Linked DNA regions of Homo sapiens: region 2 is linked to region 1. A link is an interaction called in ENCODE POLR2A ChIA-PET data of the cell type or tissue named here. Cell type or tissue: OCI-LY7. All regions are shown on one strand. Links, peaks and the distances in the headings refer to the core of each region. The heading gives the core; the rest is flanking DNA.

Region 1 (2,908 bases), core at 87-2,586:
CCAAGGCATGTGGATTGCTTGAGCCTAGTTTGAGACCAGCCTGGGCAACATGGCAAAACTCCATCTTTACAAAAACAAAAAACAAAAAACAAAAAACCAAGAAAATTAGCCAGGCGTGGTGGCACACACCTATAGTCCCAGCTACTCAGAAGGCTGAGGTAGGAGGATCAATTGAGCCTCGGAGGTCGAGGCTGCAGTGAGCTGTGATCACACCACTGCATTCCAGCCTGGGCAACAAAGCGAGGCCCTGTCTCAAAAATAAGTAAATAAAAATAATAAATAATTAATTTAAAATGTAGATGAATAGGTCTGGAAGCCCAGATGGAGATGAAGGCTGGCAATAGATGTGTGAATCATTGGCTTATGAATATTAGAGAGTAGCTGACACTATGGATGCGTATAACACTCGCATAAAATTCAGGAGGAGATGAGAAGAGAGTTCCACTCAAAGAAGACTGATGTGGCTGATGAGGAAGAAAATGCTTTTGAGGGAGTTGTTTCTCAAGATGAATTTATTGAGGAATAAGATGGCAGACTGGGGAGCCTTCACCTCCTCCCCTAAGTCCCAGTGAAACCTAAAAAGTCATCTGAAATATTAACATCACCAAAAGCGAAGTTTGAGAAGATAAGGAAGTATGAACATAACTAAAAAACAAAGTGGGAAACATTTGTAATACAGAACAGGGCAATGAAAACCTTGAAGTAAAATGGCCATCCCTCAAGAAAGTTCAGGAAATAGTTAACATCAGCTGGGTGCAGTGGCTCACACCTATAATCCCAGCACTTTGGAAGGCTGAGGCAGGTGGATCACCTGAGGTCAGGAGCTCGAGACCAGTCTGGCCAACATAGTGAAACTCCGTCTCTGCTAAAAATACAAAAAAAATTAGCCAGGCGTGGTGGTGTGCACCTGTAATCCCAGCTACTCTGGAGGCTGAGAAGGGAGAATTCCTTGAACCGGGGAGATGAAGGTTGGAGTGAGCAGAGACCGCGCCATTGCACTCCAGCCTGGGCAACAAGAGCGAAGAACAAAACTATGTCTCAAAAAAACAAAACACAGCAAACAAAAATCTATTTTGAAAGAGATGAGAGTGAGCCATATAACTTGTTTAAACAAAAGGAAGTTGTGTTGTCGTGTAATTAAATGAAAATACTAGGAAGTGAAATAATACCTCCAATGGAAATGGTAGAAAGCAGAACTGAAAAACTTCTGCTAGGTAGGATATGGTAGGTCTCTGCACGCCACCACTCCCATTGCAACCGCTAGGGAAAAAACAGCTAAGATGAAAATGTCTTTTTTTTTCTTTTTTTTTTTTTTTTGAGATGGAGTCTCGCGCTGTTGCACAGGCTGGAGTGCAGTGGCGCGATCTCAGTTCACTGCAACCTCTGCCTCTCGGGTTCAAGCGATTCTCCTGCCTCAGCCTCCTGAGTAGCTGGGATTACAGGCACGCATCACTACGAGCGGCTAATTTTTGTAATTTTAGTAGAGACGGGGTTTCAACATGTTGGTCAGGCTGGTCTCAAACTCCTGACCTCAAGTGACCCGCCCACCTCGGCCTCCCAAAGTGTTGGGATTACAGGGATGAGCCACCACGCCTGGCCGAAATGTCTTATTTTTAAAAAGAATGAAGAGTGGTCACAGAAATAAAGACTGAATGGACTAAAATTTCAAGGAGGGAAGAGCCCTTCCGAGTTGAACTAGTGATAGGCAGCTATTTTCTTCCCTGAAACATTTGCCCATTTGGGACATGAGGATCAGACTTGGCCCAAGCAGAGAGACTCTACTGGGGAAGAGAGAAAGGAACAGTTTTTGGTAGTTGCAAGGACTTGCTATGGATTAGGACCTAGAGGAGCACAAAATGCAGAGTGTTTTCCCCATGGGACATTTGCTGAGTTCTGAGGCAGTGCAGGAGACTGAGAAGGCAAGTCCCACAGTCTTGCAGTGTTTAGAGAGGAGGCCTGGAGTGAACAAATAGCTGGTCTCCCCAACATAAGGTATTTGCCAGGTTTTGCGCCTGTGTGGGTTGGGAAGCTAAAGAGCTCCCTTTAAATCTCTGAAGAGCAGAACTTTAAGATCTGAGAGAGACAGAGACTGACTAGGCTTTCAATCCAAAATCCAAGAGGGCCATTCCTAAGGAACAAGGACAACCAGGAGGGGATTGAATTTTACTGCAATTCCAACACTGCCCCAACCCAGTTCAGTACGTAATTGCATCGAAGTGACTAGCTCCTGTAGGGAATAACAAGATTTGAAGCCCCTATCCTTCTTTTATACCCAATATGTGACATACAATTAAAAATCATAAACCATGCAAAAAATGGAGAAATGTGGGGCTAATACATAAAAGAAAAAATAAATAAAAGCAGACCCACATGTGATCCAGGCATTGGAACTGGCAAAGATTTTTAAATAACTTGGTTAATATGTCAAATAGAGAAGAAGATGGACAAAAAAGAAGCAAATGTAGAGAATGTCAACAGAGTTGGAATCTATTAAAAGAGGATGAAAGGAGGCTATTGAACTGAAAAATACCCCTGAAATTACAAACTCATTGGATGGATTTCATAAACATTGATAGAAGTAAAGGATAAAATCACAATCGAATTTAGAAATTAAGTCATATCAGAAAACAGAATTAGTGAACTTAATAGGTTAAAAGGAGGTACCTAAACTGAAGTACAGAGAGGAAAAAAGAGAATGGAAGCTAAGAAACATGGGACTATATGAATAATTCAAGTTACAGAAGAAGTGGAGAGAGAAATTAGGTCCAGAACAACTGGAAAATGACCCAAACGTATATACAGCAATAAAAACAAACAAACAAAACACCACTAATATATGCACCGACATTGATGAATGTCAAAGACGTGGTTGGGCACAGTGGCTCATGCCTGTAACCCCAGCACTTTG
Region 2 (2,908 bases), core at 185-2,684, 61 kb after region 1:
CTGCTGGCCAGGTGTTCTCCTGGGGCGGGGGCAGGTGAGCGGAGGCGGGGGCAGGTGAGGGCTGCTGATTGGAGAAGCAAGCGGAGCGGGACCCCTTAATGCGACTGTAGCTGACGACGGTCTCCCTTGCTCAGGCATGGACAGCTGGGCCATGGGACCCTGGAGGCAGAGCTGGAGCCACGGCTGTTGGAGGCGTTGCAGGGCCTAGTCATGGCTGAGGTGGCCGCGGGGGGCTGGCATTCTGTGTGTGTGAGTGGTGAGTGACTTAGTGCTTCTCCAGACGAGCTCATGATCTTGTGCAAACCTTCCTCCTCGTTTTCCAGTTTGGGTGGGGGCCTACCCAGGCCTCCTTCCAAATTCATCCATCCATCGCCCAGTCAGTTATGACTCCTAAATGCCTCTCACCCTCGGCCTCCTCTGCCTGCACCATGGCCCACTCACGCCTGGACTCTGGCATTTGTTCCTAGCTTCTCTGTTACTGGTCTCACTGCCCCTCCCCTCCTCTCCCCACCTGCTCCCAGCCAGGACTGTCTCTTAACAGTGCTGCCGAGGGAGTATGGAGTGTGAGGGGGCAGCTGAGCCAAGGAAAACGCAGAAACGCTGCAGTTGCCTAGGGGGCCATGATGTGTGGCACAGGGTGGACACTGGGGTGCCCACCAGGCACCAGGATGGTGATGAGTGTGTCCCTGTGGTGGTGCCACAGCTGGCCAGAGTGAGGAGTTTCACTTGGTGATCCAGGTGTAGCTCCTTCCTAGGCTGTTAGAGCCCATGCAGAGAGGGTGAGGCTGGGAACAGATGATCTTTGTCTGTGTCTGGGGCTCTCATTCTGGCTGCTACGTAGATCACCTGGAAGCTTAAAAAATTACCAATGCCAGGGGGCCGGGCGTAGTGGCTCATGCCTGTAATCCCAGCACTTTGGGAGGCCGAGGTGAGTGGATCACGAGGTCAGGAGTTCGAGATCAGCCTGACCAACATGGTGAAACCCCGTCTCTAAAAAAAAATACAAAAATTAGCTGGGTGCAGTGGTGTGCGCCTGTAGTCCTGGCTACTCGGGAGGCTGAGGCAGGAGAATCGTTTGAACCTGAGAAGCAGAGGTTGCAGTGAGCCGAGATCGTGCCACTGCACTCCAGCCTGGGCGACAGAGCGAGACTCAGTCTCAAAAAAAAAAAAAAAAAAAAAAGAAAAGCTACCAGTGCCTTCCTCCACACCATATTCTCATGGAATGGGCCTGGGCTGGTTGCCAAGCTCAGGAAACCCTGGGCTGAGCCTCGCCAACGTGGCAAAACCTCGTCTTTGTACAAAAAATATAAAAATGAGCTGGGCGTGGCGGCTCGTGCCTGTGGTCCCAGCTACTCGGGAGGCTGAGGCTGGAGGATCACTTGAGCCACGCGTGAGTGGAGGTTGCAGTGAGCCAAGATCACACCACTGCACTCCAGTCTGAGTGACAGAGTGAGACTCTGTCTGTCTAAAAAAAAAAAAAAAACAAAAAAAAAAAACCCCAACCTTGGGCTGGAGAGACCAGAGGGCTGGAAACAGCCCAGTGGGACGCCCTGCACTCAAGGTCCAGAAGGAGTTTGAGGCCTTAAGTTTAGTGTAGAGGCTGAAGCACGGACACATCCCACCAGACTTCCTAGTTTCAGATCATTGCTCGGGCCCTGGGACCTCGGGCCTGGTACTTAACCCCCTCTGTGCCTCAGTTGTGAATAAAATAGGGATCCTGCGTAAATGGTGATATTGTCATAAAACCACCTGTAGGGCTATTGTGAGAATTAAGTGATTATATTTGAAAAGCATGTGAAACATCAGCATGGATTAAGCACTTCATAAAGCAGCTATTGTTAGAAATTTTTAGAATTAGGCAGCTGTTCCAACCAAAAAGCTCCAGTGTTGTGGGAGGCCAGGAAGGGGAGAGCTGCACGTGGCTTTCATCAGGACCGGCTGTGGGTGCAGTTGAAAAAGGGGCACAGGCCGGCCCAGTGGTTGTTTTATTTACTTATTTAGAGACAGGGATTTTGCCATATTGCTGAGGCTAGTCTCGAACTTTTGAGCTCAAGTGATCTACCCATCTCAGCCTCCCAAAGTGCTGGGTTACAGGCATGAACCAATGCACCTGGCCCTGGCCCAGTGGTTTTGAAAGGGAGACCACTGCGGTACTTCTAGGGATACATTTCTGAAATGAGGGGCTATTTGGCAGCATAAGAATGGAAGTAGAAGGTCCAGTAAGGGACTTAAAGGGTGATCTGAAGGCATTGAGGGGATGTGAACCTAAGACAAGCCCCTGGGGCCCGAGGGGAAGCGCCTTGGCCTGGAGTGCTACCTTGGGCAGGGCAGGCTTTAGTTGTCCCCAGGAGCGGATGCGATGGGGAGGAGAGTTTGGATGGATGCAGGGGCTTCACAGTCTGTTTCATGTGTCCCCTTGATCTCTTTCAGAGACTGGGGATATTTATATCTGGGGCTGGAATGAATCAGGGCAGCTGGCCCTGCCCACCAGGAACCTGGCAGAGGATGGAGAGACTGTCGCAAGGGAAGGTGAGGGTCATCTCGGCTCCCACAGCCGTCTCCCCAGGATGTGGCTGTCATTCCTAACTCCTGGCTGTATGCTGGCCTCAGAGCTACACTGCTCAGATGGAGCATGTGAGCCCCTTATGGGAGGGAGCATTGGCAAGGCTGATGCCGGTCTTGGCACAACACACTTGTGCAGCAGTGCCAGCCCTGCCTGCAGAATGTAGGGGTTGGGAGCACCAGCTTTGGAGCTAGGCAGTCGTGTACCTCAGAGCTGTTGTGGCAATAAGTGACTGCATGAATAAGATTTAGCTCAGGGCTCAGTTGGTGTTCACATCATTATTATCATTCTGAAGCCACAGAACTGAATGAAGATGGTTCTCAGGTGAAGAGAACGGGTGGGGCT

What was found. ChIA-PET counts read pairs that join two places held together with the same protein. Peaks named below come from ENCODE experiments on the same cell type or tissue, not always from the same donor. Only the 100,000 strongest peaks of a DNase experiment are listed, where the experiment ranks them.
Region 2: POLR2A ChIA-PET joins it to region 1 with 6 read pairs; 16 of 35 experiments call an interaction of 5 or more read pairs at or near these places.

The regions. Positions count from the first base shown.
Region 1 is chr15:90,896,118-90,899,025 of GRCh38, forward strand. No RefSeq gene overlaps it. Among named protein-coding and RNA genes, the nearest start is that of MAN2A2, 5.7 kb to the right of the region's middle. In OCI-LY7, for the core only: a CTCF peak has its summit at 1,241; a DNase peak (open chromatin) is centred at 1,234; H3K4me3 peaks cover 1,460 bases; H3K27ac peaks cover 1,414 bases.
Region 2 is chr15:90,957,470-90,960,377 of GRCh38, forward strand. It overlaps RCCD1 (RCC1 domain containing 1), which reads left to right. Exons shown (of 8, transcript NM_001017919.2): 3 at 1-34; 4 at 135-256; 5 at 2,431-2,529; 6 at 2,859-2,908. Among named protein-coding and RNA genes, the nearest start is that of RCCD1, 4.0 kb to the left of the region's middle. In OCI-LY7, for the core only: no CTCF peak of the experiment used is centred there; no DNase peak of the experiment used is centred there.